Linked DNA regions of Mus musculus: region 2 is linked to region 1. Evidence: chromatin loops called from intact Hi-C (ENCODE). Cell type or tissue: left cerebral cortex. All regions are shown on one strand. Links, peaks and the distances in the headings refer to the core of each region. The heading gives the core; the rest is flanking DNA.

Evidence for each region. Peaks named below come from ENCODE experiments on the same cell type or tissue, not always from the same donor. Only the 100,000 strongest peaks of a DNase experiment are listed, where the experiment ranks them.
Region 2: it touches region 1 in a loop (8-fold over the local background); 1 of 42 quality-filtered maps calls a loop at or near these places.

Annotation. Positions count from the first base shown.
Region 1 is chr1:39,170,962-39,186,770 of GRCm38, reverse strand. No RefSeq gene overlaps it. Among named protein-coding and RNA genes, the nearest start is that of Mir6349, 8.1 kb to the left of the region's middle. In left cerebral cortex, for the core only: CTCF peaks have their summits at 6,022 (motif pointing right) and 9,223; DNase peaks (open chromatin) are centred at 7,306, 7,614, 8,177, 9,392 and 1 more place; H3K27ac peaks cover 2,364 bases.
Region 2 is chr1:39,056,713-39,072,521 of GRCm38, reverse strand. No RefSeq gene overlaps it. Among named protein-coding and RNA genes, the nearest start is that of Gm35222, 37 kb to the right of the region's middle. In left cerebral cortex, for the core only: no CTCF peak of the experiment used is centred there; DNase peaks (open chromatin) are centred at 7,489, 8,383 and 9,003; H3K27ac peaks cover 2,301 bases.

The DNA of each region.
Region 1 (15,809 bases), core at 5,192-13,191:
CCAGAAGGGCAGGAGGTGGTGTTAGCTCCTGTAATTAGTGGAGAATTAGCAGAAGAATCAGGGCTCAAACACAGCCAATGGAGGAAGGATCCTTTCTGCTCAGAGAGGCTTCTGCTCTTGCTTGGTGTTGGTGAAGGCCCAGGCAAGCTGTTGAGACATGCACTTCTCTAATAAGCACCAGGAGCAGCCTTTAGGAACAGGCAGTGAAAGAGCTGTGCTGACTCTCAAGTGGCCATTGTCTTAGCTGTTTCTATCCACTTTCCATTTACCTCAACATTAAAGAGGTGATTCTGATGTCTTTCCACACAGGTGCTTGCATGCAGACACATGCACACATAAGGATACACACATGCACGCACACACACACATACAAACACACAAGGACACACACATTTATACATATGCACACATACAAGTATGAACACACACACAAGGATACATACACATGTACACACACATGCATATGCACATACAACAGGGGCACATACACACATATACACATGCACACATACATGTACACATATAATGCACACACATGCTCACACATACTTGGGCAAATGACTTTATTTCCCAGTGTGGTTTGCATGTCTGCCTTGTTTTCAGACCTGCTGACTTTGGCGCAATGCTGTTTGAGCAGTTACGTTTCTGCACTGACAATTGCAGAATCTACCATGCACTTATCCAGGAAGAACACCTAGCGATATGAAATTCATTACACATAGTTCACTTGAAGTGGAAGGCTAATTATAGAAAAATGTTCTCTGAGGAGCTATTTATAGCCCCTCCCCAGTAGGCAGCAGACAACGCATTTCCTGTATGGGCATGCATTATTTGATCAACATGCTTTGTTGAAGACTTTGGGAGAAAGAAGCTTTTCTCACTGGCTCCAGTTGAGTGCTTGTGTTGACAGCGACTGTGAGCCTATGATGTCACTGGCTGTTTTGGATGCACCTATGCTGGGCATTTCCAATTTCTTCCTCTCTAGATCCATGAAGACTCTACAGATGCTTCAAGCAACAAGGCTCAACTGTGGTTTCCTATCCCTTTCCTTTTTTTACATTAGTGAGACCTGGGTAACCTGCAGCATCCTGGGCCGGGGCTGATTGCCTGGGCTTTATTTAGAGACTCTGCCCTTAGAAATTAAAGATGTCAGCAGTCAGTGCTTGGCCTTCTTGACTGGAAGCATAATTCTTAAAGTATGTTCCTTGATTTATCAGCAGCATCTCCCGGACATTTGTTAGAAAGGTAAATTTACAAGCCTCATTGTCCCTGAACGCCTCTGGGACAAACGATATCACTCAGCCTCCCAGAAAGGGTGTGATGCACATGAGGCTGAGACTCACCTCTCCGCCGCTGGGTGTTCTGCTCTTATGGTTTGAGCTGCTTGGGAAACTTGTGCGAGGCCCCAGTTAACAGAGTCCCATGCCTTTGCTGAGTTAACTTTTACGACTGCATTTTTGAGGGCAGTTTTCCTTTTGTTTTAGACAGAGTCTCACTGTGCATACCAGGCTGGCATCAACTCAGAAAACCACCTGTCTCTGCTTCCTGTGTGCTGGGGTTCATGGGTCCCCCCACCACACTTGTCTCCCCTTAAAAATGTTCTTACAGGACAGGTATTAGATTGAAGGACAGAGGGGTCGAGTTCCGTGTACTCGGAGTATTCTGCTATGATGTCGGCTTACGGACACACAGTCGAGAGATTGATTCCACTCATTTCTGTGGAAATGAAGTGTTCTAGGGCGTTGTCCTGTCTCTTACTTCTCCAGCAATCTGTCAGGACATTAAACCAAGCATACATCAGAGCATCGAGACAAGGTCTGGTGTCTCCAGGCTGTAATTTTTCCACGGCCTTAAGATGAGAGAAAACGGTCAGACAGGGACCCCACACAAGGATGGAGATGTAGCTCAATGCCACAGCACTTGTGGAACATGAGAATGGTGTGGTTCTGGGCTTGACCCTGATTACCATGAAATAGTGTCACGGTGGGGGGGGGGGGTGAGTAGCCACAGTGATATCAATGACCATGCAAATCAGATTCAGTTGGGTCCTGTCTGAACTCTCAGGAGCTGGTAGTCTAAAAGAACTCATTTGGGCTATGAAACCAAGAAGTAAAGATGTGTATCTAAAGTAATGCAACAATATCAGCCTGGTGTGTGGGCAGCTGGCAGGAGCAAAGCATTAAAGAATTACAATGCGAGCCCAGACATAAATATTCACATTTATAGTCAATTGATTCTGACCCTGCCTTTTCAATGAGAAAATTATTATTATTATTTCCTTTTAACAAATGATGCAGGGACAACTGTACATGAGCACACAGAGGATGAAGTGGAGCCCTACCTCACATCATTTAATAAGACAACATGGATTGCGTGCCCTCGTGTAGACGATAAAGGTATAAAATGTGAAAAAAAAATCACGCAGTAAATGCATCTCTAAGACTTTGCATTTGGCAAAGGATTTTTAGTTATAACCACCCCCCCCTCCCCATAAACAACAACAACAACCACAAAACTAGACCTCTTCAGAAATAAAGCCTGTGAAAATACTGTCACAAAATGTAGAAAGGGAGAACACAGAGTGGGAGGGACCATTTTCAGCCAATAGTGGACAATCACCCTTAGTCATAGAGTCCCTGATCTCCAGCGGATGCCAGGACCCCTGGACCTTACATCATTTCGAACCTTACTCTGGGTTTTCCCAGATGCACTTACAATAAAGCTTAAAGGTTATATTAAGTACAATAAGAGACTAATAAAAGCTGATAATAAAACGGGTAGTATTAAAAGAATTACTACAAGACAAAGTTATCTTAAATTTATGGGTTATTTATTTCTGGGAATTTTTATTTAGTATTCTCAGGCCATTTGACCAATGGGAACCAAAAGTATAGAAAGCAAAGCCATGGATGGATAAGACGGCCATGGGCAGGGGGGTGGGGGGGGTGGATCGTGGAGTCGGGGAGGGGAGGGGTGAGGTGCTACTGTATCTGGAACATAAAAGAACTCTTACAGTTAAGGAATAAAGAACAACTAATTCACTTCAAATGAGTGAAGGACCCAAATGGACATTTCCCCAAAAGAGATGTACGCTGGACCTGTAAGCACCTAGTAAGTCGTTCTGTATCAGGAGCCATTAAGAACATGCAGATTAAAACCACAATGAGATGCTATTTCATATTCATTAGGTTGGCTATTGTGATAGTCTTCTATAGCTGTGACAAACTTTTGAGAGGAACAATTTAGAGGGAAGACATGTTTGATTTGGCTCAAGTTTCAAGGCTTCAGTTCGTGGTTGCTTGGATCCATTGGTTTGGACTTGAGGTAAGGCTGAATATTATGGTGTTAGGAGCTTGTGGTAGCTGCTCACTGCTGAACTCCCAGGAAAGAGGGGCATGGAGGGAGAGAGGGGGAGAAGAGAGAGAGAGAGACAGAGACAGAGGCAGAGAGATAGAGAAAGACAGAAATACATAGAGAGACATAGAAGTAGAGACAGGGAGACAGAGAGACAGAGAAACAGAAAGAGCAGAGAGACAGAGACAGAGAGACACGGAGAGAATGACAGAGAGATAGAGTCAGAGAGACAGAGAGACAGAGAGAGACAGACAGATAGACAGAGAGACAGAAAGACAGAGAAAGAGACAGAGGCAGATAGAGACAGAGACAGAGAAAGACAGGAACAAGTTATGTTTCCATGGTATGCCCCCAAGTGACTTACACCCACTTCTTCCAACTAAGTCTCACTTTCCACTTACCACTACCTCCTGATAGACTCATTATCCCCAGAGGGCTAACCCACTGATGACATCACAGCCTCGGGATCCACTCACCCCTTCACTGCCTGGATCTATCAGCCAGGGAGCAGGTCTTCCATACAAGAGCCTCTTGAAGAACACTCTATCCCTAAACCACAACGGCTAGCTATAATTTAGGAAAGAAACAAAATGCAAGTAACATGTACTGCCAGAAAGTGTGGAAGCCAGAACCTTTGTACGCTGCTGGTGGGAACAGAAGACTTCTGAAAACAGCTGGGCAGTTCTCTCAGAAGGGACACATAGAGTTACCACGGAGCCTGGCGGTTCAGTGTGTGAAGATGCGCCCATGAGAAATGAAGGAGCCTGTGCACAAACACTCACAGCGGAGTTATTGATTAGGACTCCAACCTGGAAATGACTCGTTTATCGCCTGAATGGATAAACAAAACACGGAATTACTTACATGATGGACTATTAGTTGGTCATAATAGGAGTGGCATCCTGACACAGAGTGCACCACGAATGGACCATGAGACAATTGTTCTGGGTGAAAGAAGGCAGTCCGTAGGACCAAGAAGTCTATCTATGTGAATGGCCGGCACAGGTAAAGATAGAAGCAGAGTGAATTTCTTCTTGGAATGTGACGGCTTGGCATTTGATGGATAAAGGATATGAAGATAACGCAATGTTCTGAAATCGATGCTGATCAGGGTTGTATAACTCTAGTTACAGGGAAAGCCAGTCAGTGTGTATTTTAAATGGGTAATTATATGGTAAGTGAATTACATCTGAATGTAATTATCAAAAACGAGAGAGAAAATAGAGCAGTTCATTTGTCCAGTTCTTTCTGGTTAATGGTTCATCATTGTGCTTCCTCTATACAAGACTTGATCTTGGACCCTGCTCCCTTAGGACAGCCCTTTCTTGGACCATTGCTTTCCTCCACTGCATCAGTGAGCACGCTTCTAGGGACATACCCTCAGCCCATTGATCTGGTCCTCCATTACTACGATTCTTGTCTGAAACCTGTCACTCTGGTCTACACCTCTGTGCCTGACACCTTCTCTTAGCTCTATGCCCACTTTCTCAACAACCTGCCATTTCTGTTCGGACTTCTCCACCTTAGCATTTGTCACATTAACCTGGTTTATCTTTCCTCCTTTCTGCCCCATCTCACTCTCCAAACTTCCACACACCTATTAATAATGCTTTTGGTTTTGGCCTATTGATACAAGCTTGGAAGATGCACTGTGCCTTTGAATATTATCTCTTATCTGACCATCTCCTGACTTTCAGTTCAGGAATTCTGTCCTGGGAAAGTTCTTATTTACCAATTTTTCCCTTACAGTTCTTATTGCTTCTCTCTTTTGGATCACAGTCTAATTTAGAATATTCTACCCAGAGCCTCCTTTTGGTCATAACAACTAGCTATGCAATATGAACCGTGAAGGATGAAAAGAGGAGTTACAACTGGAGATGAGGGGCCACAGGGCTTCACAATTTCCTGGTGGAGGTCCACATGAAGTTATGCAGAAGCTGAAAGCTGATGTCTAGAGAGCAGCCTGAGAATGGATGGGCAGGTCATCTTGAGGGAAACTGATGCCCACATCCCTGGCAGTGGGTTTCAAAAGCTCCACAGCCAGGCCTGGGATCGTGTAGTGCATGACGGCCATCCAAACAGGAGGTGACATACTGACACATTTTGTACCAACTGATAAATTGCTATCATTCTGAACTCTCAGGCCATCACAGTACTTTGAACCACCCCTCAGAAATGTCTACCCACAACTGTGAAACCCCAGAGTCCTGTGAGTGACATCTGACTCGTGGCTCTGACTCTGCAGCCTGTACTAACTTCTGTGTTTTTCAAGGATTACCGTACCAAGTTTTCCCTCTCTGGTCTCAGGGTTTGAATTAACCTGATGGTCTCTTAGCTAGCTCACTGTCAATCCCCACTGGCACCTACACTGACCTCCATCCCACATGGACACTCCCAGCTCCAGGTTTTTAGTATGGGTTCTTCCTTCCTTTTTAACCCGATGAATTTTCCTGTATCTCAAGATCTCAATCACGCACCATGGCTTCCAAGACACTGTCTTTGAGTTCTTTTGCCAGGAGTGCATTCTCCTTCTGTGGTGTTGCTTTCCTGTAGGCATATATATGTGTAGCTATCCCTATGTCTTATGACCAAGGGTCTAGAGGTTGACATTTTAGATGTGGTTTTAGTATTGCTACTATTATTGTTGTTTATAGTGTGTGTGATTATATGCACCACATGAGTGCAGTACCTGAAGAGGCCAGAAGAGGGCATCACATTTCCTGGAGCTGGAGTTAGAGGTGATTGTGAACTATATCATCTGTGTGCTGGGAACCAAACACGTATTCTCCAAAAGTGCATTACATACACTTAGTGCTGAGCCATCAAAACCATTGTTTTGTTTTGGTTTTTTTTTTTTTTTTTTTTTTGATGTAGAGACAAATGAAAATCTGCTTCCAGGAGATGCCTTCCGTACTCTCTAGCTGCTTTATCTATTGATCTGATCAGTTCCTACAGCCTGACAACCCCTGTTTTATATCATGTATGGGTCAGGGACTGCCTCTAGCCTTCAGAACCCAGTGTCTGTCTGACTGTCAAAGAAAACTTTATGTGCACTGACCTAGGCAGAGAGGGAGTGATATTTATCACACAGGTTGATCTGAGCCTATTATACCTTATACTCAAATGTCAGACCTCGTGAGCTGGAGGCTATGAAGCCGGTCTAAAGCTCACAGCACACTCTTGAGGTCGGTACCTTCCTGTTTGGCTACTGAGGAAGCGGAGGCCCAGACAGCCCAATAGGCATGTGTCCCCAGTGTCCTCCCCATATCTGGTGTGGACGATGAGCTATAGAAAATGAGCTATAGGGGATTTACAACGTACGCAGCCTTTCCCAGTTCCTGTTTGGTTCCTTTGGCGATCACTTCCCACGTCTGTTCCCACGGACCTTCTTCCTTTCTTTATCCTGAGCCCCTGGATTTGGAGGTCTTGGTGACTCAGTCCATCTGCTCCTCCTAGCCTGTGATGCCAGCCCCCATCTCTCTTGACTGTTTGTTGGTGTGCCGGCGCAGCCCTTGTGTGGTTGGTTCAGAGTTGGTCCTGCTGGGGTTTCGACAGAGGCAAACCTTTTTTAGAAATTCTGTAGAGGGCAAATAAACGAAACAAGAAACTCCCGAAGAAGTGCTCAAATCCTGCTTTTGGTTCTTTAGCTAAGAAAGGCTTGATGGAGTGGGGGCCAGGATAAAGCAGGTCAAGAGGTCATTCGGGGACTGTCATGTGGGATCTAGAGGCCAGTACTAATGCTAGATATCTTACTCCGTAGAGACATTGCTTGTTCAGCAGCCTGTGTTATGAACTCTCTTTCCTACGAGAAGAAGGTATGGTAAAACCTTATCAGTGGTAAAGAAATCCTTTTAACCTCTTGAGAAACTACAGTGTTACCTTAAGTAAGCTGATATGCTAATCAGAGCGCCAACGTTCAGCTGTGGGAACTAGACTCGCGTGCGCTCCGTCTGCTGATCCAACAATACCACAGGAACTTCAGAAATCCCCTGAGGAAGATGCAGAGGGTGGGAAGAAGGGTAACTTTGCAGAGTGATGCAGGACAGAGCTGTCGATTTTATCTGAGGCCAGTGTGGGTGAAGTTCTTCTCTGTTTGGAAACCCCTCCCTCGGGGGCTTTTCATGCCTTTGTGACCCAGAACTCCCAAACAACTTTCCCTCATAGCTGCATGGGTAGCCCTGCAAGGCAAGCCCAGGGAGAGCTTGTCCACTTTATTTGAGGAGAATTGGCACCTGGAGTGGTTCAGTGGCATTTCCTCACAAGATCTGGGGTAGCTGAGAGGGTGGGCAGGAGCTATCTGCAGCATGCTAGGAATGCAGAGAGAGAACGAGGGCAAGGCAGACTTTTAGAATGAACTTTGAGCTGGGCACAAAACTCGGTGGGTAGAAATGCTTGCTGCACATGCGCGAGGACTTAGTTCAAATCCCAGCACCCATGTAAACAGCTGGGTCTGGCCGGGCCCATGCCTGTAACCCCAGCACTGCACACGGAGAAAGCGGCAGGGTCACCGGAGCTTTCTGGCTGAGTCTGTGCTCAAGCGTCCACACCCCTGACCACAACCGCCCCCCCCCCCCCGCGTCCCCGCTGTCTGTAACACAAAGAGACAGAGAGATTGGGGGGGGGGTTGGAGAGAGAGAGAGAGAGAGAGAGAGAGAGAGAGAGACTTTGACTCTTTGACTTAAAGCTTGGCTCACACACTCATGACTGCCCGTGCCTCCTACTCCCCAACGGTCTATTCCAGAAGGTTGAAATAGCCCCGGAGATGTAGTAGCTATCATCTTCAATGGCAGGGCCTGACTCCCACCATGCTTCTGAAAAAGGAAGCCTTGTTTCTGGCTGAGCAGAGAACCCGCATGAACGACCCGCAAGGCGTGGGAGCCGCGGGCCCGGGCTCTCAGGACTTCTTTGTCTGCAATCAGCCCTTCACGCTTTCTGAGAACATGAATGTCTCCCTTCCTCATTAATGGGCGGGTTGTTTTCACCCCTAGGGGAGGAAAAATTGCCCCCCCCCCCCAAACGTGTGTAATGGATTTTTTTTTTTTGATACTTGAAAACATTGCAGTGATTTTGTGCTTCCAAAACAGACATGTTGATAACTTTTCCATATGGTAGTTTTCTGTGATGATTGTTAGTGGCTTGGCAATTTTTAATATTAAATTCCTAGCAGTAAGCAGAATTGTATCCAGTTTTAAATGCATAAGACCAATTCAGTTTTTAAAGACATTATTATTTATTCATATGGTAAGAGTATCTGAAGCCAGGACTGTGGTTAGAGTGTTTGTGTCTCCTGAAATTCTTTTTTAAAAAAGTCTTTAAAAAAATTTTTTTTTATTAAGATGTAATGGCCAAAGCTGGGTGTGGCGGTGTATGTGGGAGGCAGAAGCAGGAGGATCACGCTTTTAAGACCAGCATGAGCTACATGTAACACTGTTCCACAAAACTAAAACACCATGTAACTCGTGCAGTAACTATGCACACGACCACCATACATCGTGAGATTTGAATTTACGTTCAAGTTCTTACCAATCAGGTCTTTTGAGGGTGATTTGGTCTGGGAAGTGGAGCTTATGTGAGGGGCCATAAGGTACCTGTAGATAGGTCTCAAGGAGAGAAGCCATGAAACCACAGAGGGAAGAGGCTGTGTACGAGCCCTCATTGGAACCGGAGCGGTTCCTCTCATCCTGGACGTGTGGCCTCCAGTCCCGCGACAGTAACTTTCTCTTGTTTATAAGCCAGCTGGCATATGGCTTTTTGTTACAACAGCTGGGAAAAGACCCAGAAGCCCCATGTGCTGCTGCTGTCTCTCTTCTGCCCCTGCGGCTTGAGGCTCACGGGGAGACCTGGGGTGTATGCCCACAGGCGCCTCAAGAGGCATCTTGCTCCTGGTTCAGCGTTTCAGGCTTCGCATTTCCCCAAGTTGCCTTTTCCAAATCCAATAACATTCTGTGCGTCAGCGTTGCCAGGGCGGATGCAGCCAGGCCCAGGATAGAAACCTTTCTTCCACGCAGAAATGACTCTCAGGCAAGCAGGCCTGCTTCTCTGCCCGACAACAGGCTGTCTCACACAACTGAACATTTCAAAATGCCTTTTCCTAAAAATACCAAAGACACTTGCAAAACCCACTCCGTATCACTTATCTTTGCCCCGGTGGGTGGTATTTGCAGTAGCAAAAATCACATTTATGCACGAAGCAGAAATGAAGACGACGATTCCTAAGAACGGCATGAGCTCTGGAGTTTGCCCAAATGTGCGAGATGTCTGACATGGAGGCGCATCGCAGCCAGAGTTCCAGGACGTCCCTGTTGAAAGTGTGAATTCTCTTCGGTGAATTTACCAAGGTCAAACCTGCATTATATCAATGCCTCCTGTGAAAAGTAATGGAAAAGAGCCCTTGGGTTCTCTGTTTCTACATACCTTCTACCTCAGTGACTTCTTTCCTGCTTGTCTCTAAATGAATTAATTCTTTTTAACTTGGGAAGGTCATATGAGTTAATGTTTATCGTTGCTGCGGCCGATCTTTGGCAGAAGCAGCTGAAAGAGAGCTTATTTTTTCATGGTTTTAGAGGACTCGGCCCATCATGGGGGACCAGGGGAGGATGGGGCCAGGCTTAGTGGAACAACTCTGTCCTTAGCAGAAAGCAAGCAAGCAGGGACTGTCAGGGTTCAACTGGATTTCTTTTTTACCTTTTTGACTCTGTCTGGGCCCCCAGCTTGTTCGAGATAGTTCCACCTACATATAGAAATGAGTCTTTCTCCTGTCATAAATTCTTTCTGGGTATACCTTCCTAGATACCCAGAGCTGTGCCTCACCAAGCTCCTAGGTGATGCCAAAGTTGAGTAAGATAACAGTGATGGCTAGCTACTACAAGAGCTCTGTGAAGTGTTGGTTCTATTTATTTGCAATAGATGTGGGATATCCCATAAAATACTAACCCGCAGGTGCTAAGTAGAGAATCATTTTGTAAGAGTCATTTCACAGAAATGTCTTACAATGGTTCTCTGGGAAAGGGCTTTTGTGGGGGCACCAAGGGTATTTACCCATCCTTATGGCCATGCAGATTGTATATGGAGCTGGGTGTTCTGTTGTGCACAACAGAATCCACGATCACTGCTGAGACAGAGATTTCTGAAGGATGGGCTGCATCTTCAGGGTCATTGGGTCTGGAGAGAAAAGGCACAGAGATAAACTCATAGGAATGACATCCAAAGTTATACCGTGGTTACTCTGCCAAGAGAGCTGCCATCTTGCTCCTGTGCGGGACTGTGTAGCCTTTGACAACACTGTCGGGGCAGTGTCTCTCCATGTCGTTCAGCTCAGAATCCTGGTCTTCGGTGATTTTATCTGATCTGTCTTCTCTGATCTTGCCCTGAACCCTACTTGCTAAGACCCTGCGATGTGCTCATATATTTGAATGTTTGTTCTCCAGTTAGTGAAATTGTTTAGGAAGGATTAGGATGTGAGGCCTTGTTGGAGGAAGTGTGACCCTGTTGGAGGAAGTGTGACCTTGTTGGAGGTGCTGTGACCTTGTTGGAGGGGTGTGGCCTTGGAGGAGGTGAGGCCTTGGAGGAGGGTGTGGCCTTGGAGGAGAAAGTTTGTCACTTTGAGGTTTCAAAAGCCCTTGTCAAGTTTAATTTCACTCTCTACCTGCTGTCTGTGAATCATGATGTAAAGCTCTCAGCTATTGCTCCAGCACCAGGCCTGTCTGCTTCTCACTGTGATGAGCGTGGAGCAACATGCTAAAACTCTAAACAAGGCCCCCAGTTAAATGTTTTCTTTATAAGAGTTGCCTTGGTCATGGTATCTCTTCAGAGCAATAAAACAGTAACTAAGATAGAATTGTATAGAGTTGAAGGTCAGAGAAGCTCAATGACTTCTGTGGAACTGCACAGACGCTCCGTAGCCCAACCTAGTCATACGACCTTAAAACATGAGGTTTTTTTTTTCCCCCCACACACATCATTCCATTGACACAATGGGATCATAAGAGACAACTCAGCAATTAACAACAGTTGAGCACCCTTGCTGCTCCATCCTGAACCCCCCCCCCCCCCCAGTTTAGATGGCAGCACCCCAGTCCAGTGGCTCACAATGCCTGTAATTCTAGCTCCTAGATATCTGGCTCCTTCTGCTGGCCTCTAAGGGCACTAACACACACATATGTATTCATACACACACACACACACACACACGTTAAATTTCAAGATACAGACAACAATAGAAGCAGCTGGGAAGTTTAGTACTGCATGATGGATATGTTTGTGGGTATGTATGTGTATATGTGTATGTGTATATGTGTATATGTGTATGTGTGTTTATGTGAATGTGTGTATCTGTACATGTGTATGTGTGAATATGTGAACATTTGAAAGGGTTCATGCAGATTTAGTTAATTTTGCTTAAGCATGTATGGTAATTTATATAGTACACAGCAAGAGGATACATTTTATTGAAACTAACTTTGTTATTATTATTGCTATTGTGTATAAGTTGTGTGTGTGTGTGTGTGTGTGTGTGTGTGTGTACATATGTGCCATGGTGTGACTTTGGAGATCTTTGTTAAGCTGGTTCTTTCCTTCTATCATTATGTAGGTCCCAGGAATCAAACTCAGGTGGCCAGGCTTGTGCTGCAAGCCCCTAAACCTGCTGAGCGTCTCATTGGTCTTAGATATTGTGTTTTCCAAACTGGTAACTTTGCTTGTCACTATCCTATTGTTTGCATTAACAAAGCAGGGGCCCACAGGAGTGCAGGGGTGAGCAGGAGTTTCACATCCCTGCAGGGGGTAGGAGCTGGCTCCCATCACTTTTACCAAGTGTCTTTCAAGCTTAGAGAGACTGGCACTGACACCTCTCTGTTCATGGATGCATTCAAACCAGATCACACAGGTGGAAGGGAAGGAATGTTGGTAAAAATGGTGAACTGCACACACCTGTGCCCTTCGAGCCACTCCCATTAATCTCTTCTTCCCAAGTCTTCAGTGGAACAGCTAGCCCTCTTTAATCTCTGTAACCTGTGGTGGGCTGCCCTGTGCCTCGGTCCTCCCCACGCCCTACAGGGAGTCCTCATCAGCTTTGCCTGTGTGTGTGTGTGTGTGTGTGTGTGTGTGAGAGAGAGAGAGAGAGAGAGAGAGAGAGAGAGAGAGAGAGAGACCTTGTGTGATCAGGACCTGAGCTGTAACAGTTCTAGGATTTGCCCACCTCCCTCAATGTGGTTGGACAGATAGGAAGGAAAGAGTTATGCTCAAGCCTTGGGCTCAGTGTGAAACGCTTCCTGGTCACTGGGCACCAGTCTCTCAAATCTCTCCACCTCAAGACTGGGACTCACTTTTTTCTTCCAGGCTTCAGGGGAATCATGGCAGGCCATGACTCACAGAAGCTCTGGGGTATGAGGAGAGCTAGAAGTGTGTCGGAGGAACCGTATTGGTTGCAGTTGCAGGGAGCCAGAAAGGTCAGGTTCTCTGAAGAGGCTGGGCTGGATCTGTGAGGTACTTAAAACACTGCATGTTCTATGGCGGGCTCTGAGGCCAAAGAGAGCAGCATCCACTGCTTTGGTTTCCCAGGGCTGCAAGAATGATGACCACAAAGTGGATGGCTCACAGCCATGAAAATCTATTTTCTTACAGTTCTGGGAGCTGGCAGCCCCCAATTCAGGTGTTAATGGGAAATGGCTGACGAGATACTAGCAGACTTGGACACTGGACATAGATGCTGCTAGCAACAGCAGCAGCAGCAATCTATAAACCTGAGGACTGGATCTGCAGGGCTCTAATTACTGCCTGGAGGTATGGAACATGAACCAAGTGTGGCCTTGGTATGACATCCTGGAAGGTCATGGATCTATGACTATCAGAATGTGGCTTCTGGGAGCTCTGATTCCAACAAGATTAACCCAAAACAGGAGGCTTTCTGGTAAAGATCAAAGACAGGTGCTTCCCCATCATATAAAAATCAGTGCACTTGGGAGGCAGAGGCAGGCAGATTTCTGAGTTCAAGGCCAGCCTGGTCTACAAAGTGAGTTACAGGACAGCTAGGGCTATACTGAAAAAACCCTGTCTTGAAAAACAAAAAACAAACAAACAAACAAATCAATGCAAAAGAGGCCTGTCAATCACTTTGACAGGGTGGGTCCCTCAGGAAAAGCTGCTTACAGTTGAGAATTTAGAAATAGCATGAAGTCTGCCTGAAATACAGAGCAGCATGATGGTGCTCACAGCCATAGTCCACTCTGTCTCGTTGAGAGATGCAATAAACTCCACACTGTCTTGTGTGTCTCATCTTTTGACAAGCACAAGGACCAGGAAGCTGAAGAGGATGGAGAAGGCGATCCTAGAGACACTGGCATCCACTTCCTCTCCTAATTGGAAACTGGTCTCTCTGGAAATCTCTGGCATTCTTTGGGCTTGTAGATACAACCTCTCGTCTCTGCCTCTGACCTTCTCTCTCTGGGAGTTCTTCTGTACCCATCTCCTTCTCTCTTCTCTCAAAAGCAAACCAGTCCTGGAACTGGAGAGATGGCTCAGCAGCGAAGAGCACTGGCTACTCTTGAAGAGGACCCAGGTGGTCACCTAGAGCCCACGCAGTGGCTCACAACTGGTGGTGACTTCACTTCCAGAGGATTTGATGCCTCCTTGGGGTTTCCACAGGTACCAGGCATGCTCAGGGAGCACAGACGCACAAGCAGGACAAACACCCAGACACATCATAAAATCAGAGAAATAAATCTTAAGAAACAAAATGAAGACCAATGCTCCCTGAGGACCCCAACCCAGAAGGAGCTCAGTCGGAGAGTATCTGAAAGCATGCAGTTTCCAAACAAGGTCACCCTCCATGGTCCTGGGATTAGGACCTAAGTCTCTGTGTTTCTAGGGGGTAAACTCATCCCAGAAATGATGAAAGTCCTTTATCACTGTTAAGAGACTAACAGGTGGCAAATTCAAATGTTGGAGTTTTTGAGTAAATAAAGGAAAATGAAAAACTATCCACTGAGTCTACAGTAAGTTCAGGAATGAGTGAGGAGACTGAAGTAATTGAAAATGATAATTTCTGTTTTGTGACCTCTGACCCATAAGTAAAGCTCCTCTCCTGAAGCTTGATATCTACAGTAACACCATACTTGTTCACCCAGGGAAGTAAATATGGTCTTGTGGGGGAAAGATAGCTTCCTAGCAAAACAAGCTATGTCCTTCTTACTTGACCTTGAATAGAAAGCAGAACAGTAAGTAATCTGCCCGACATTGCTGGACACCAGGTCTTACGCCTCACGTTGTTTACTACGCTGAGCAGAGCGTCCCCCTCCCATTCTAGGGTTAGCTATTCAGCTTCCTCAAGAGTCCGATGCATGGATTTTTAGAGCACAGCAGACTAACACATAAACTGTTTTTACAGTTTAAGTGATTTATTTTATGATTTCCCCTTAGGGGACTAATTTTTAATTTCTTTCTTTCTCTTTCTTTCCTTCTTTTTTTGTTTTTGTTTATTTTCTTTTTGTTTTTCAAGACAAGGTTCACCCATGTAGCCCTGGCTGTTCTAGAACTCAACTCTGTAGACCGAGTTAGTCTACAGAGATCCACTTGACTCTGCCTCCTAAGTGTTGTGGTTAAAGGAGTGTGCCACCATCACCCGGCTAATTTCTAATTTTTTTCTTCAATGGAGATTCTTATTTCTGATTTCAGATCTTCTTATTTGAGAGAAGAAGTTGAAGCACTCTGTTTATACAAATAGACAGCACCCTTTCTTTAAAACTATTTTTAAAAAGTTTTTAAGTGTGAGCATGTGTGTGTGTGTGTGTGTGTGTGTGTGTGTACTCTCAGGCACATGTGCCCTCAGAAGCCAAAAGGGAACAGTGGCTGCCTGGATGGAGCTGGAGTTACAGACAATTGCAAGGCACTTGGCACTGAGTCCCGGGAAACGAACTTGGAGCCTCTAGAAGAGTAGCAAGTGCTCTTAACTGCTGAACACATTTCCAGTGGAAGATAGCATTCCTCCTCCTCTCTTTTTAAAAGAGGACCATTAAACTAGAAAATACATTCTGAAACCAGTGGTGAGACTCAGGAGGATAGACCACAGGCTGGCTTAAGGGAACAAGAGAGGTTAGACATGAGCCAGGCTTTGGGGTCATGGAAAGGAGATGTCTCATAGATACTGAATGGATTAATGGACAATAATGGGGAGACCAAGGTTGCCCTACTAGAAGTGAAGGTAGCAAGAGAAACTGGCTGGAGCAGGAGTAGAAGATCTGAGATAATTGTAGAGATAGCAATCTTAAGTCCCCAGAAAAAAAGTGCACAGAGGTGGACAAATGTGGAGGCGAGAGTAAAGTTACCATGGGACACTAGTCCAAGAGGTGTCTTCCTAGATGAGATTTGAGCTCATGGAAGGTGAAAAGGAGAGAGTACACACAGGACAAAAGATGGCTGATGCAGAATACTGAGCACTGTCTATATTTAGGGATGTTGTG
Region 2 (15,809 bases), core at 4,139-12,138, 110 kb after region 1:
TTTCTGCTGGTCGGAATCAGAGGCGACACCTCACTGAGAACACTAGTCTTAAGGTACACAAGGGGAACTTACCCATCCCTGGGGCACCGAGCACTCTCAGTATGGTCAAAGCACAGTTTACACCTGCTAAGATCATGGGCTCTTTAGTTCATTTATTATTATTATTATTATTATATTTTCTTACATTTCAAATTTTATCGCCTTTTCTCATTTCCCTTCTGAAAACCCCCTATCCCATCCCCTCCCCCACCCCCCACCCATTGCTCACTAACCCATCCACTCCCACTTTCCTGTCCTAGCATTCCCCTACACTGGGGCATAGAGCCTTCACAAGACCAAGGGCCTCTCCTCTCATTGATGTCCCACAAGGCCATCCTGTGCTACATATGTGGCTGGAGTCATGGGTTCCTCCATGTGTATTCTTTGGTTGGTGGTTTAGTCCCTGGGAGCTCTGGGGGTACTGGTTGGTTGATATTGTTGTTCCTCCTATGGGGCTGCAAACCCTTTCAGCTCCTTGGGTCTTTTCTCTAGTTCTTCTGTTGGGGACCCTGTGCTCAGTCCAATGGATGGTTGTGAGCATCCGCTTCTGTATTTGTCAGGCACTGGCAGAGCCTCCCAGGAGACAGCTATATCAGGCTCCTATCAGAAAGCACGTGTTGGAATCCGCAATAGTGTCTGGGTTTAGTAACTCTATTTGGGGTGGATCCTCAGGTGGGACAGCCACTGGATGGTCTTTCCTTCAGTTTATGCTCCAAACTTTGTCTCTGTATCTCCTCCCATGGGTATTTTGATCCCTCTTCTAAGAAGGACTGAAGCATTCACATTGTGGTCTTCCTTCTTCTTGAGCTTCATGTGGTCTGTGAATTGTATCTTCAGTATTCCGAACTTCTGGGCTAATATCCACTTATCAGTGAGTGCATACCATATGTGTTCTTTTGGGATTGGGTTACCTCACTCAGGATGATATTTTCTAGCTCCATCCATTTGCCTAAGAACTTCATGAACTCATCATTTTTAGTAGCTGAGTAGTATTCCATTGTGTAAATGTACTACATTTTCTGCATCCATTCCTCTGTTGAAGGAAATATGGGTTCTTTCCAGCTTCTGGCTATTATAAATAAGGCTGCTATGAACATAGTGGAGCATGTGTCCTTATTACATGTTGGAGCATCTTCTGGGTATATGCCCAGGAATGGTATAGCTAGGTTCTCAGGTAGTACTATGTCCAATTTTCTGAGGAACTGCCAAATTGATTTCCAGAGTGGTTGTACCAGCTTGCAATCCCACCGGAAATGGAAGAGTGTTCCTCTTTCTCCACATCCTTGCCAGCACCTGCTGTCACCTGAGGTTTTGGTCTTAGCCATTCTGACTGGTGTGAGGTGGAAGCTCAGGGTTGTTTTGATTTTCAGTTCCCTGATGATTAAGGATGTTGAACATTTCATTAGGTGCTTCTCAGCCATTCAATATTCCTCAGTTGAGAATTCTTTGTTTAGTTCTGTACCCCAGTTTTAAATAGGGTTATTTGGTTCTCTGGAGTCTAACTTCTTGAGTTCTTTGTATATATTGGATATTAGCTCTCTATTGGATGTAGAGTTGGTAAAGATCTTTTCCCAATCTGTTGGTTGCCATTTTGTCCTATTGACAATGTCTTTTGCCTTACAGAAGCTTTGCAACTTTATGAAGTTCCATTTGTCAATTCTTGATCTTAGAGCATAAGCTATTGGTGTTCTATTCAGGAAATTTCCGAGCCCCTGTGCCCATGTGTTCAAGGCTCTTCCCCACTTTCTTTTCTATTAGTTTCAGTGTATCTGGTTTTATGTAGAGGTCCTTGATCCACTCAGACTTGAACTTTGTACAAGGAGATAAGAATGGATCAATTTGCATTCTTCTACATGCTAACTGCCAGTTGAACCAGCACCATTTGTTGAAAATGCTGTCTTTTTCCACTGGATGGTTTTAGCTCCTTTGTCAAAGATCAAGTGACCATAGTGGGTTCTTTAGTTCTTATTGAAGGGCTCCTGCTGTATGTTACCCCTATAAATAGGCAAAGACAGTGAGAGACAGGGCAATTTAGCTCCATAATTGGCAGCTGTTGAGTGTTCCCTTGTTGCCTTGGTTACCTCAAACAAAAGGACCATCAGTCAGGTGGACTACCCTCACACCAGTAACAGCTGTCCTGAATACTCCTTGGACACCTTGAGAAAACTACATAATAATTGCTGTGGAACCACCCACATCTTAAAGTCACAGCCCTATCCAGGGCTTTTCAAATACTTTGCAGCAGACTTTTTTTCCCATAACAAACCTCATTTAGTGAACTCTAAGTGACCTTAGAACTTTTTCCAAGAAGGCTAGAACGGGAACATTTGCCTGGTGGCCTAACAAGGCAACTGGCATGATTGGTGCAGATACAAACCTCTATTAGCGTGTGGTATAGTGCTGTAATTGGTTCAAACACCCACGTCTCTCACTACACAAGGGCACCATTAAAGCTCTTAGGAACTCAGCTGGAGACATCCTACTGCGCTGCCTCCCCTGGGATTGCAACATTGGGTCCAATAAAAAGCTTCTTCTGTGTGGCCTTCAATACTTGCCTGCTTTTAGGAGCGCAGCACAGGCAGAGGTGGAAGTGTGAAGGACTCAGCAAGAAAGCAATAACAGGGGCGGCAGACTGGAGCCATAGTGCGCTGGCAGCTGGAGAGGATGGAGCTGGATGATTGTGAATAGCCAGGCACCGGAAGTAGAAGAACCGCAAGAGAGGGGATAGTGACTCCCACCCCACCCCCATTTTTGAGGGGTTTGCCAGGATCAAAGGGCCAGTGTTCAGGGGTGTGCCTATGGAGAGAAGTGTTCCACCACAGCTACATCCTAAGGTGCTGAGGACTGGGGCAGATATTGTATGCCCTCCTTCCCTCCCCTTCTCACCCTATACACCCGACAGGCAAGCTTGAGCTGTTGTTCACTAACGCGCTTTGAGGCAGTGGCTCTTGGAGAGTCCAGGGTGTTACTATCTCAGCTCCATAAACACCTTCCTTCCTCTGACCACGTCGCTTCCCCCACCGCAGGAACTCCTAAGTCTGCAATGTGACTGGGAACTGCCAGCTGCCTGAATCTCTGTTCCACAGTTGCAGATGTACTAGGTAAGGTAGCATACATGCAAGAGGCCAGGGGTTAACAGAGGATGTTTACCTAAAGGAGCAGCTCAGCTAGGAGGAACCCAGCCCAGGTCCCGAAGTTTTAAGTCTGTCAGGAGCCTACGAGGCTCTCCCTTGCCGGATGCTCCATTCTCACAAGCTCGTTTTTCCAACCTGGCAAGTACTTGTCTCAGGCTTGAGCATGCTGCAAGAATCTGTTTTGTGTGTTGATAAAATCCTATGCCACTCAACCAGCCCTCATCCCAGTCTATTGGAAGGTGAACGTGTGGGACTTCAGAGACTTTGTACACATCTGACCACTCAGGACCAAGCCAAGGAAAGGATCTCCATTGAGGAAGTCTATGTTAATCCCATTGTTTTTCTCTCTCTCTCCCTTCTTCCCTCCCTCTCCCCCCTCTCTCTCTTGCTTTCTCCCTCCCTCCCTCCCCCCTCCCTCTCTCTGTCCTGTTCCTCTCCCTCTCCTTTCCTTAATAGACACATGCTCCTATCCCAACACCCACCACTCCTTTCCCCCCATGACTTCGGTTGAGCATGTCAGCGAACCATACCATCCTAAGGAATGAGGTGGCAAGTTGTGGACAGGGATGGACTCACGGGATTCCATGTATTCAGGTCCCAAGGACCTTGCTTGGGCTGTGGCTTCTCATGACCCAACTGCTGGTTCCCATTTCTTTTCCTCCAATGAGCCTCTTGTCCATTCTCTCCCATAAATCATTGCCTATGACAATAGACCACCCTGGCCTCTGTCTTCTTTAACCTTGTACTGTGCCTCAAGTCTGCACCCCTCAGATGTTACCAACTCCATGAGACTAAGTCTGACTTGCCCTCTCAACTTCAAGCATTTATTCTGCCTTTGTGCCCCATATTTTCCTGGATGGTGTTGGGTATATAGTGCCTCTTAATAAATCACAGATAACTGATGGTGTGGCTAACAGACATGTCTCAATGGGTTCAAATATTGATGTCAAATCAATGGTTTATCAGCCAGATCTGATCAGTTTTACTTCTAATATTTGTACTCCCCCACAAAAGGAAAGAAAATAAAACATTCTTGAGTGAGGGAGGAAATTATTAAAATAGGAATAAAGATGACATAAACATTAGTGACTTTTCAAAAAAGATCCAGAAGGATCTGCCACTGCTGGAAGCTTCCAGCCCTGCAAGCAAAGTTCACGGGAGTCTGGCAACTTCCTGAGGTAATCCCATTCCATTCATGCCTTGGAAGCATGGGAGTTTCTCAATCGTTTACACTGCTTGCTAATTTGTAACTGAGCTCTGGGTTTTCTGATTCTCAATGACTGTTCTACGCCAATTAATATTCTGTTTACTGAACCAAGGGTCACTGCTCATAGCTCTATGTCTTCTCTTAGTTCTTGCTGTATGCCATGCACCCCAGATTAGTTTCAGTTCATCTGGAACCTGTGAAGTGGGTTCACTCTTACCTTGACCCACCATTTGCCAACACTTCACAAAAGAATTGCTGTTGATTCTCCAGCAGCTGTGTTAGGTGGGTAATATCTTTCTCACTTCACAGATATGGAAACTATGGCTCTCAAGTCTCTTAGAGGATGAAGTAACACTGGACTTGATGCTCCTGTAAGAACCTTCACAGTACTGGTCAGGACCCCCACTCCAGGGTGGGGGAGATGTCTCAGTCTATAGAGAGCTTGTCACACAAGCATGAGGACCAGAGTTCAGATATCCAGCATCAGATAAAAGGCTGTATACGGCAGCACACATTTGGTACACCAGTGTGGGAGAGAGGCCAGGTCAGGTATTCCTCAGGCTTCGTCTGAGTTGTGAGCTCTATATCTGGTAGAAAACCTAGTCTCAAAATGCAAGGTAAGATGAGCCTGAGACAGACACCTACTTTTGAGCTGTAGCCTCTGTGTACATATGTATGCATATGTACATATGCACCTGCATGTGCATGCACTAACACATGTGAGTACACTCATGTACATGCACACACATTTACAAGCACATACATACACACATGCAAACACATGTGTATGCACATGTGCACACACACACACACACACACACACCAACCAAGATAAGTTGGCGTAGTATGATACTGATCCCCACAGCTGAAAGATGTAGGTAGACCTGAGGCAAAGGAGCTCTCCTTAGGACACATTCCTTGCTCTCATCATCCTCCATTCAGTCCTTACCATATAGAGCCAAGATGGCTGACGAGTGTTCCAGTTTATGTCTTATGTTCTCAGCCGAGAGAGCATCTCTTTTACAAAGGTTGCTCTGTCAAATGTTCAGCACTGAATCTTGGCTGTCTGGTTTAGGTGCTATCTGCATCTAATGCACCCAAATTCATATTTATTAAGAAACTTACTGTCAATAAAGAGATATTTGGTGGTGGGACATCTGACAAGATCGTGATGGTGAAGCCCTCATTAAAGAGCCCTCAAAGAGCTCCCTTTCCTTGCCAGTATGAGCAAGCACAGAGAAAAAATGATGGCTGTCTATAAACCAGAGACAATCTAATTGCACCTTGATCTTAGACTTCCAGCTTCGTGATCAATGAGAAATGAAGTTCTGTCACTTATAAGTTACCTAGTCTATGGCCTTCCATCACAGCAGCCTAAATGGACAGAGGCCATACTTGTGCCTAAGAAAATCTTGTGGCTGCTTAACTTGTGTAAGTTGTTTATCCCCCAAATCAGGGTACAGGTGGGACACCACTCCTAGGCCATGGGCCCAACGAGGCAAAGGACAGGGACATTTCCAATAGAGGTAGAGATGGATGTTGGGACCGCCAAGCAAGTGATGCTTAGCTAGCCCGTGTTCAACATTTGTGTTTCTGAGTCTTCCCCTAAAGGCAATAACTGGGACCATCTGGGCAGTCGCTCTTTCAAAAGGCAAAAAAGAACCTGCCCTAACCAAATGGCTCTCCTTTGTCTCTGTGTCTTCTGAGTAAATGATGAGGAAGATGGCCATCTTTCCCTCTGAGGAGGTCTCCTAGCTTATGGGTAAACATGTTCACCTCAGAAGTCAGAAAACGGAAGTGCATGCCACATACAAATGCTTAGCCTATTCTACTCCTGCAACAAAAATGCCACCACAGGTCCCTTACTGGCCTCACCCTTCACAGTGACCAGAGGCTCTGACCCGAGTCATGCTCCTCAGATGAAGTGAATCACATAACAGGTGTTCATCCATCTCACATGGGCTATAGGGTCTCCTCTCCTAGATCTTTCCACACAGACTCACTCGGGCTTTATAGGTGATGCTCTTGAGTTCTCAAGCCAGGTACCTGGGTGGGTGTCCCCTCCCAACATCCTTCTCAGTCCCTCACCTCAGGCCAATGGCTTGTGCTCTCCGTGCTTCCGCTTGCCTTAGCAATAAATAAACAGATGTAGTTGAAGTACTTAGCACAGACCTGGGGTAGCCACAAAGCATAAGAGGCATCGGCTATTACGATCTGAACTCAGATCGTGACAAGTAAATGAGCTAACACCCATGCAGCACTTAGAACAGCTACTGCCGCAGAGCCAGTGCTCAATCAATGCTATCTCTGGCTTGCTTGCTGGCCAGTCTCACAACCGTGGCTGCCGATATGTCAATATAAAGGACAGTTAAGTGTGACTGTACTTGGGCTTCCCTAGCACAGCAGGCCTTGACTCAGTGGTCACCCAGGGAGCATTAGTAGTTCTGGGGACCTGGAATAGTGCCCAGAGACTGATGGAAACATAATATTGTTCTGTGAATGAAAGTGGGCGTTTGAAAACTTTTCCAGTAGATTCCAAAGGATTCCACCAGGGAGTCAGAGATGAGAACTGTGCCATAGGGAGATTAGTTGGGGGAAAGGATACAACAATTAACACAGTAGGGATATAACTGATGAGAGAGGAGGTGCCTAGGGACTGTGAGTTCAGTAGAGAGGTGCATACAACTTGGAGAGTGCAGATATTGTCCCCTTAAAGAATCCCAATGGGCACCAGATGAAGGACAAAGGCGATCATAGACCCAGCCAAGGGCTCAGTCTCTCCAGGGCAAGCAGAGCCTAGACCACTTAGCTTGCGCAGAGATTGAACTTTCAAAGCTGGGTGGAGAAGGACGCAGTCCCAATCAGCTAATCTGTTGAGACTGGTACCCTACAACCAATACACCCGGCTCTGGCCAAGATAAAGTGTCTTGAGGGATGATTTCCTGAAGGCAAGCACTATGTCTCATCCACTGGTTTGTAGCTGCAGCAAATACTTACAACTTGGCAGGCGTTGTGCCCAGTGAATAAAATAAACACATCTCCTGTTTTGTGGGCCTAATTATCTAGATCAAGGAGAGTATAAAATAGGAGTGCTCCATATGGCCCCCTGTGTGCGGGCTGTGGGAGCTACTGGCTAACATGGTAGGCTGGGAAGCGCATGTGGTTAGAGGATACAGGTTCTAAACAGAACTGGCAGTCATCACACAGCAGCTGTCCTCCATGTGTCTGAATCTCCTTGAAGAACTTTTAGAATGACTGGATTCCAGTCCCCAGCCCTTGGCACCCTGCATCATCTAGGTGGGATCTGAGGATGAGACTCCTCCTGGCTCCAGCTCCATCCAGGATGCAGCCAGCTTCTGACAACCAGCTGCTCTGATACCTAAGACAGAGCTGAACAACTGAAGGAAGGACTCCACAGGGATGGGACAAGACAATGTGGTGGGGAAGGGTGGGGAGGGGTGAGACATAGCTGGGTCCTCAGATCCTCTAATATCTTCTATGGCTTCCTGAGTGTCCTGTCCTGGTGATGTGTCAAGGGAGAAGAGAGGACATTTGGCACTAGGGCAGGGGAAGGGCTCTGAGTGTTTGAATTTTCCCATTTTGAACAAATTTGCCAGGCAGGACATGGTTTGAATTATTATACACCAAAGAATAAGAAGGATTAGACTATGCCCTTTAACCCAAGCTCTTCCAGGCTGGACTTGTTAACCTGAGGGTTTAATGCCGGGTGGCTTTCCTCCCCTATTAACTATCACAGGCTCAGAAGGCACCCCCAAGTTTTAGCAGTGGGAGACCAGTCTCCAGAGCGGCCAGCAGTGCTAAGGGAGGAGTGAGTGATAAGCTCTGTTCATCAGGCTGTGCAGGGCTTGTGTGGAAGGTAGTCTGCCAGATGCGGTGCTCCCTCAAGTACCTCTCCAGAGACACAAACTGTTCCCATGGTAATTTGAGCCAAACAGAGGGGGAAGTGGCTCCTCGATGCACGGTCACTTAGACATAAGTATGATCTTTTTTACATAATTTCCTTTGACTGCATCTGTTACCACAGATCACACCCACCTCCAGAGCACACAGTTCTATTTTTTAAAGTGGAAATTGAAGGAAAGGGCACCTTTATCAAAATATCAAAATTGCCCCCCCTCTTTCTCCTCTCTCTGCTTGGAAGCCATCAGATTGATTCAGCTCAAAGCTAAATATAGGGATGTAACAATGATTTGCACAAGAGCCTTCGAAATCGCTTATAAGCGAGCAAACGGAAAATAGATTATCCAGCAACTACACGGGATAGCATTCGAGACAGCAGCCTAAATCCAGCCACTGGGAGGAAATGAGAGGTATCATACTTTTCCTCAGCCTGGCATCAGCCCAACACCAAAGCAGGGTCACCTCGGATGCTGGGCACAGGGAACGCCATCATTGCTGTTTAGAAGAGTCTTGTGGGAGAGCTGTAGGGAGAAGACGATTCCACAGTGGGCCCTGAAGTGAGTTTTCTAAAAATCAGGTAGTTGACGAGCCACGGTCTGTTTGTCAGAGAAAACGAAGTTGTCACATCTCACAATTCTGAGGCTATTGGAAAAGGCAGGCTAATGAATGCAATGGAAGGCTAGGAAAGATGCTATAAAGCAGCCAGGACCAGAGTCATAGTCAAACAACTCTCCCCATCACCCACCAACTCCTCTAATTAGCCTGGTGTGGAGCACCAGGAACGCTCAGCCTGGCAGGCATCTCCGGCAGCATCCTGAGGCTGGGATGGAGAGGGTCCTGGCTTCTGTGTTATGTCCTAGGGTCCTACTCTATACAAGGTGAGGCCCAGGGATGAATGGGAGGTGATGACCCGAGTTTCTTATCTCCAAGGCTGTGGATATGCAAACTGCTACCCTGCCCTGCTTTTCCTACAGCTTCTGAGCTGAGAAAGGTTTTCTATATCTCAGTTATTGTAAAGTCTGAAAGGAAGCATGTTGTGATGCAGATACATAAGATTTGGGTGAGGGGGCCCATGGTGATGTTCTGTGGGAACACAGCCATTTGTTCTCAGCCTGTCAGCCACCCCACGGCAACTGAGTCGTATAGTTGCTAGAGAGACTGCTCTCTCAGTCCTAGAGAATATCTGGTGATGGGTTTTACACAGTAGAGAGGGTTGCTCAGTTTAGTCCGTTGTTGGGGGGCAGAAAGATCAATAGCCCCATCTGATTGACCTCTGAGGACAGCCTTCTGGCTGTGTCAGAATGTGGTGGCAGGAACACATGTGAAAAGTTCGCACGCTGAGGATGACATAAGAAAAGCCACGACAAGCACCTCAGAGGGCAAGTGCTCCTGGGACTAACCACTTTCCAGCATATTCTATTTCTTAAGGAGCTACCATCTCTCCGTATTGTCACACACAGGAGAACAAGCGCTCAGAACATCAACGTTGGATGCATTCAAACCACATTGATCCACAGTACCTGCAAATATTGACCATGAGGCCATTAATATGTTCACTGGCCCTGGGTCTGTTGACCCCATGCTTAGGACAGCCAGCACTTTCAATTTTCTACCCACAGGCCCCCAGTGCTTCTATATGCAGGATGGATCTCCTCTCTGCTACTTATCAAGGGAAGCTAGAAGCCAGCTATCTACAGTGGCCCAGAGGCTTCTCCCTCAGTATTTTCTGAGGATTCTTAGGATAAGAAGTGGGGCTGGCAAGATACAGGAGGCAGATCTGGGTCGAAGGCCCAAATATGGCCCTCTCTAACCACTATATCCCAGCCAGAACCCTAAGGAGTCCAATAACTTGATGTCAACATTAGGCCGTTTGGGTTGTAAGAAGGTAGGCATTTGCTTTTGAGTATGAGCTGTCCCTTACAAGGCGCACGTATTTAGATTCTTGGTCCCTGGTTGGTGGTAGTGCTTTGGGAAGTCATGGACTTCCCTGAAGGCTATACCGATGTTCTGAAGATTTTCCTCAGGTTCTGGTCTAAAATTCTTCGATTCCTGTCTGCTGTTATGACGTGAGAAGCACCAGCCTTATGTTCTCTATGCTATGAACTCTACCCTGTCTTCCTCCTCAAGACAGACAGCAACCCTCTCAAACCATGAACCAAAATAAATCCCCCCCCCCGCCCCCCACACACACACAGAGAAGCACACCAAAAAACTTCTGGTGGCATGCTGGCGGCTTCTTGCAGCTTCCACGGACCAATTGGCTGAGTGATGTCAGCTGAGACAGCCTCACTTGAAGTTTTGCTAAGACAGACTCATGGGATGAAGCAAGATAGGTAGTAAGGCCAGAGGTGGGAGGACACGTGATGCCTCGAAGGAGTATGAATAGGACTCAACAAACTGTAATGGAGGCTGGGTTGGCCTTGTAGAGCTAGCTGTGCAATGCTTCTTGGTCTTGAGTCTTCACTGGTCTCTGCTTTCCTGAGAGAGGGACAGCTGAGAACTTCTCCTGGAGTCCCTGGTGGTCCTGGTCCCTACTGGTGACTCATGCTGATTCTGCTGAGGCCTGACCTTCTCTGCTAGAAGCTGAGGAAATACAGCTTTGGTGTATTTCCAAGACATCCTTCCTCAGTTTCATCCTTCATGGTGAGGTTCATGGTGGTTGGAACGTACAGGGGAGGCTTCTGACATCTTGGTGGAACAGGGAACAGAGACCTCAGGAAGCTGGTATCACTTCCAGGCCAGGTCCCAGTGAAGCACTTCTGTTAGCTGGGGCTGGTGTCCCAGAGGTTCCAGGCCATCCCCAAAAAGCACCTCAACACATGAACCCAAGACAAACACTTCAGATCCAAGTCACACTCGGTACTTTTTTTTTTTTTAACTTTACAAAGAGAAGTGATTTATTTTAATCTTAGCTCTGGAGGTTCTCATATACGGTAGGGCAGCTCTAGGGGTTTGGCCTCTGGCAAGGGCAGTGCATAACAGAGGAGTGTGTGTAGAAGCAAATAATTACATCTTGACTTGAAACAGAAGGAGCATATGAGGTAGGCTATCACAATTCTCTCCAAGGAGATGGCTTAATGACCCACAGAACTTTTGTGTCTTACCTAAATGAGGTCCACTGAGGTTTCCATACCATCACCTTAGAGACATATGGGACTTTACATATAGACCTTGGAGGGGCACTCAGACTACACCTGAACCAGAGCAACAAAGATGTCTGGTCTTTATATGTCTATTAGTGAATATCTTCGGATACACACTCAGTACTTTACACGCACTATTTCATTACATGCTCCTACATCCAAATGGGATAGATATTCCCATAACTCTCCATTTGTAGATAATGCAACTGAAACTCAGAGAGGGCAAGCCATTTGCCTGAAGTCACACAGCTAGAAGTAAACAGAGAACTGAGTTCAAGTCCCCCTGATTAGAAAACAGGTAGGCTGTAGTAAAGCTTTAGGTCAGGCATGGTGATTCCACCAGAGGTTCTTTTATCCTTGAGAAGAGTTTTTGCTATCCTAGGTTTTTTGTTATTCCAGATGAATTTGCAAATTGCTCCTTCTAATTCGTTGAAGAATTGAGTTGGAATTTTGATGGGGATTGCATTGAATCTGTAGATTGCTTTTGGCAAGATAGCCATTTTTACAATGTTGATCCTGCCAATCCATGAGCATGGGAGATCTTTCCATCTTCTGAGATCTTCTTTAATTTCTTTCTTCAGAGACTTGAAGTTTTTATCATACAGATCTTTCACTTCCTTAGTTAGAGTCACTCCGAGATATTTTATATTATTTGTGACTATTGAGAAGGGGGTTGTTTCCCTAATTTCTTTCTCAGCCTGTTTATTCTTTGTGTAGAGAAAGGCCATTGACTTGTTTGAGTTAATTTTATATCCAGCTACTTCACCGAAGCTGTTTATCAGGTTTAGGAGTTCTCTGGTGGAATTTTTAGGGTCACTTATATATACTATCATATCATCTGCAAAAAGTGATATTTTGACTTCTTCCTTTCCAATTTGTATCCCCTTGATCTCCTTTTGTTGTCGAATTGCTCTGGCTAATACTTCAAGTACTATGTTGAAAAGGTAGGGAGAAAGTGGGCAGCCTTGTCTAGTCCCTGATTTTAGTGGGATTGCTTCCAGCTTCTCTCCATTTACTTTGATGTTGGCTCCTGGTTTGCTGTAGATTGCTTTTATCATGTTTAGGTATGGGCCTTGAATTCCTGATCTTTCCAGAACTTTTATCATGAATGGGTGTTGGATCTTGTCAAATGCTTTTTCTGCATCTAACGAGATGATCATGTGGTTTTTGTCTTTGAGTTTGTTTATATAGTGGATTACATTGATGGATTTTCGTATATTAAACCATCCCTGCATCCCTGGAATAAAACCTACTTGGTAAAAACTGCATGGTACTGGTATAGAGACAGACAAGTAGACCAATGGAATAGAATTGAAGACCCAGAAATGAACCCACACACCTATGGTCACTTGATCTTCGACAAGGGAGCTAAAACCATCCAGTGGAAGAAAGACAGCATTTTCAACAATTGGTGCTGGCACAACTGGTTGTTATCATGTAGAAGAATGCGAATCGATCCATACTTATCTCCTTGTACTAAGGTCAAATCTAAGTGGATCAAGGAACTTCACATAAAACCAGAGACACTGAAACTTATAGAGGAGAAAGTGGGGAAAAGCCTTGAAGATATGGGCACAGGGGAAAAATTCCTGAACAGAACAGCAATGGCTTGTGCTGTAAGATCGAGAATTGACAAATGGGACCTAATGAAACTCCAAAGTTTCTGCAAGGCAAAAGACACCATCAATAAGACAAAAAGACCACCAACAGATTGGGAAAGGATCTTTACCTATCCTAAATGAGATAGGGGACTAATATCCAACATATATAAAGAACTAAAGAAGGTGGACTTCAGAAAATCAAATAACCCCATTAAAAAATGGGGCTCAGAACTGAACAAAGAATTCTCACCTGAGGAATACCAAATGGCAGAGAAGCACCTGAAAAAATGTTCAACATCCTTAATCATCAGGGAAATGCAAATCAAAACAACCCTGAGATTCCACCTCACACCAGTCAGAATGGCTAAGATCAAAAATTCAGGTGACAGCAGATGCTGGCGTGGATGTGGAGAAAGAGGAACACTCCTCCATTGTTGGTGGGATTTCAGGCTTGTACAACCACTCTGGAAATCAGTCTGGCGGTTCCTCAGAAAATTGGACATAGTACTACCGGAGGATCCAGCAATACCTCTCCTGGGCATATATCCAGAAGATGCCCCAAATGGTAAGAAGGACACATGCTCCACTATGTTCATAGCAGCCTTATTTATAATAGCCAGAAGCTGGAAAGAACCCAGATGCCCCTCAACAGAGGAATGGATACAGAAAATGTGGTACATCTACACAATGGAGTACTACTCAGCTATTAAAAAGAATGAATTTATGAAATTCCTAGCCAAATGGATGGACCTGGAGGGCATCATCCTGAGTGAAGTAACACATTCACAAAGGAACTCACACAATATGTACTCACTGATAAGTGGATATTAGCCCAAAACCTAGGATACCCAAGATATAAGATACAATTTCCTAAACACATGAAACTCAAGAAAAATGAAGACTGAAGTGTGGACACTATGCCCCTCCTTAGAAGTGGGAACAAAACACCCTTGGAAGGAGTTACAGAGACAAAGTTTGGAGCTGAGATGAAAGGATGGACCATGTAGAGACTGCCTTATCCAGGGATCCACCCCATAATCAGCATCCAAATGCTGACACCATTGCATACACTAGCAAGATTTTATCGAAAGGACCCAGATGTAGCTGTCTCTTGTGAGACTATGCCGGGGCCTAGCAAACACAGAAGTGGATGCCCACAGTCAGCTAATGGATGGATCACAGGGCTCCCAATGGAGGAGCTAGAGAAAGTACCCAAGGAGCTAAAGGGATCTGCAACCCTATAGGTGGATCAACATTATGAACTAACCAGTATCCCGGAGCTCTTGGCTCTAGCTGCATATGTATCAAAAGATGGCCTAGTCGGTCATCACTGGAAAGAGAGGCCCATTGGACAGGCAAACTTTATATGCCCCAGTACAGGGGAACGCCAGGGCCAAAAAGGGGGAGTGGGCGGGTAGGGGAGTGGGGGTGGGTGGGTATGGGGGACTTTTGGTATAGCATTGGAAATGTAAATGAGCTAAATACCTAATAAAAAATGGAAAGAAAAAAAAAAAGAAAACAGGTAGGCTTACTTTCTGCACAGCCTACATGTCAGCTTTGCCATTATTGGCAGAACAGAGGAATGACTACAAATGAAAACCCACAGCAGTTCCTACAACTGGGGAGTGGCTCTCTTTGGAAGTCTGTGACAGGCAGCATCCAGTCTGACATACTAAAGTGTGCATTTCACTCAATGATGGAAAATAGAGAACTTTTCAAAAAGTTTAAGCAAACTTGTCCACCACGCGGAATGAGAGGCAAGCCACTGTTTGAGTTCTAAATAGAATCCAGAACACTGCAAAGAGCCTGAGGTTCTGGGCTGTCTGTCCTACATTACCACACCCTGCGGAGTTCAGTTGCTGGGCACTCTTTGGTGGGAATTTTGGGAAACAAATCCCCGCGGAGTGTGACAGAGAATCGCACAGGGTCAAGCAGAAGAAAGGCCCAGTGGAGAGGTTTTGAGTTTTTGTTAGGGTTTCCTTTGACAGGAGTGTGGACAGAGTACTGAAAAGCACTGTTGCCTCCAGGCTGGTAACCTGAGCTCTCGGAGTCAGGAGGATTGAACATTCACGGCCTCACTGGGTCAAGTTCAAGGCCAGCCTTGCCAGATTAGTGAGAAACTGTCTCAAAATAAAATGTCTAAAGGACTCTGGGTACAACTCAAGGGTTCAATGCCTGCCTAACATGTTCAAGGCCCTGGGTTCAATCCCGGGACAGAAACAAAATGCTGTGACCTCCTGGACACAGAGAAAAGTGCGGGAGAGAAAGAATACGGAGGAGAAGATGGTAGCTGTTCCAGAGGTTCAGTGCCTGAGATGAGCAGAGCACACGGGCAGCTGAGAAGAGGAGGGTCTGTGACAGCTGCACCCCATAGAGAGCCTGGACGGAGCCTGACCGAAGGAATGGAATCTGAAAGTGCCCTTCCTGCCTCACAGCTGAAACTAAACATCTCCCGGCCTCTGCCTGAGGCTGCGATTTCTACCATCGGCCTCCTAGGTTCTCAGGCGTTCACCCCCTGGATTGAATTATCTCACTGGCCTCTTTTTCTCTGGGGAGTCCTAAGTATACAAGCCCCATCTGAGCCTGGGTAACAGAGACACGTTAAGATGACGGTAACCCTTGAAAATATGTGTCTGTACATTGTTCTTGGGGGACAGTCTACAAGGGAACAGGATCCCCCAGGAAAGAGGAGCCATGGAGTTACAGAATCTGGGATAGAAAGCTAGGGAGGATCCGTGTTACAGACGTTTGCTGGTGGTGTTTG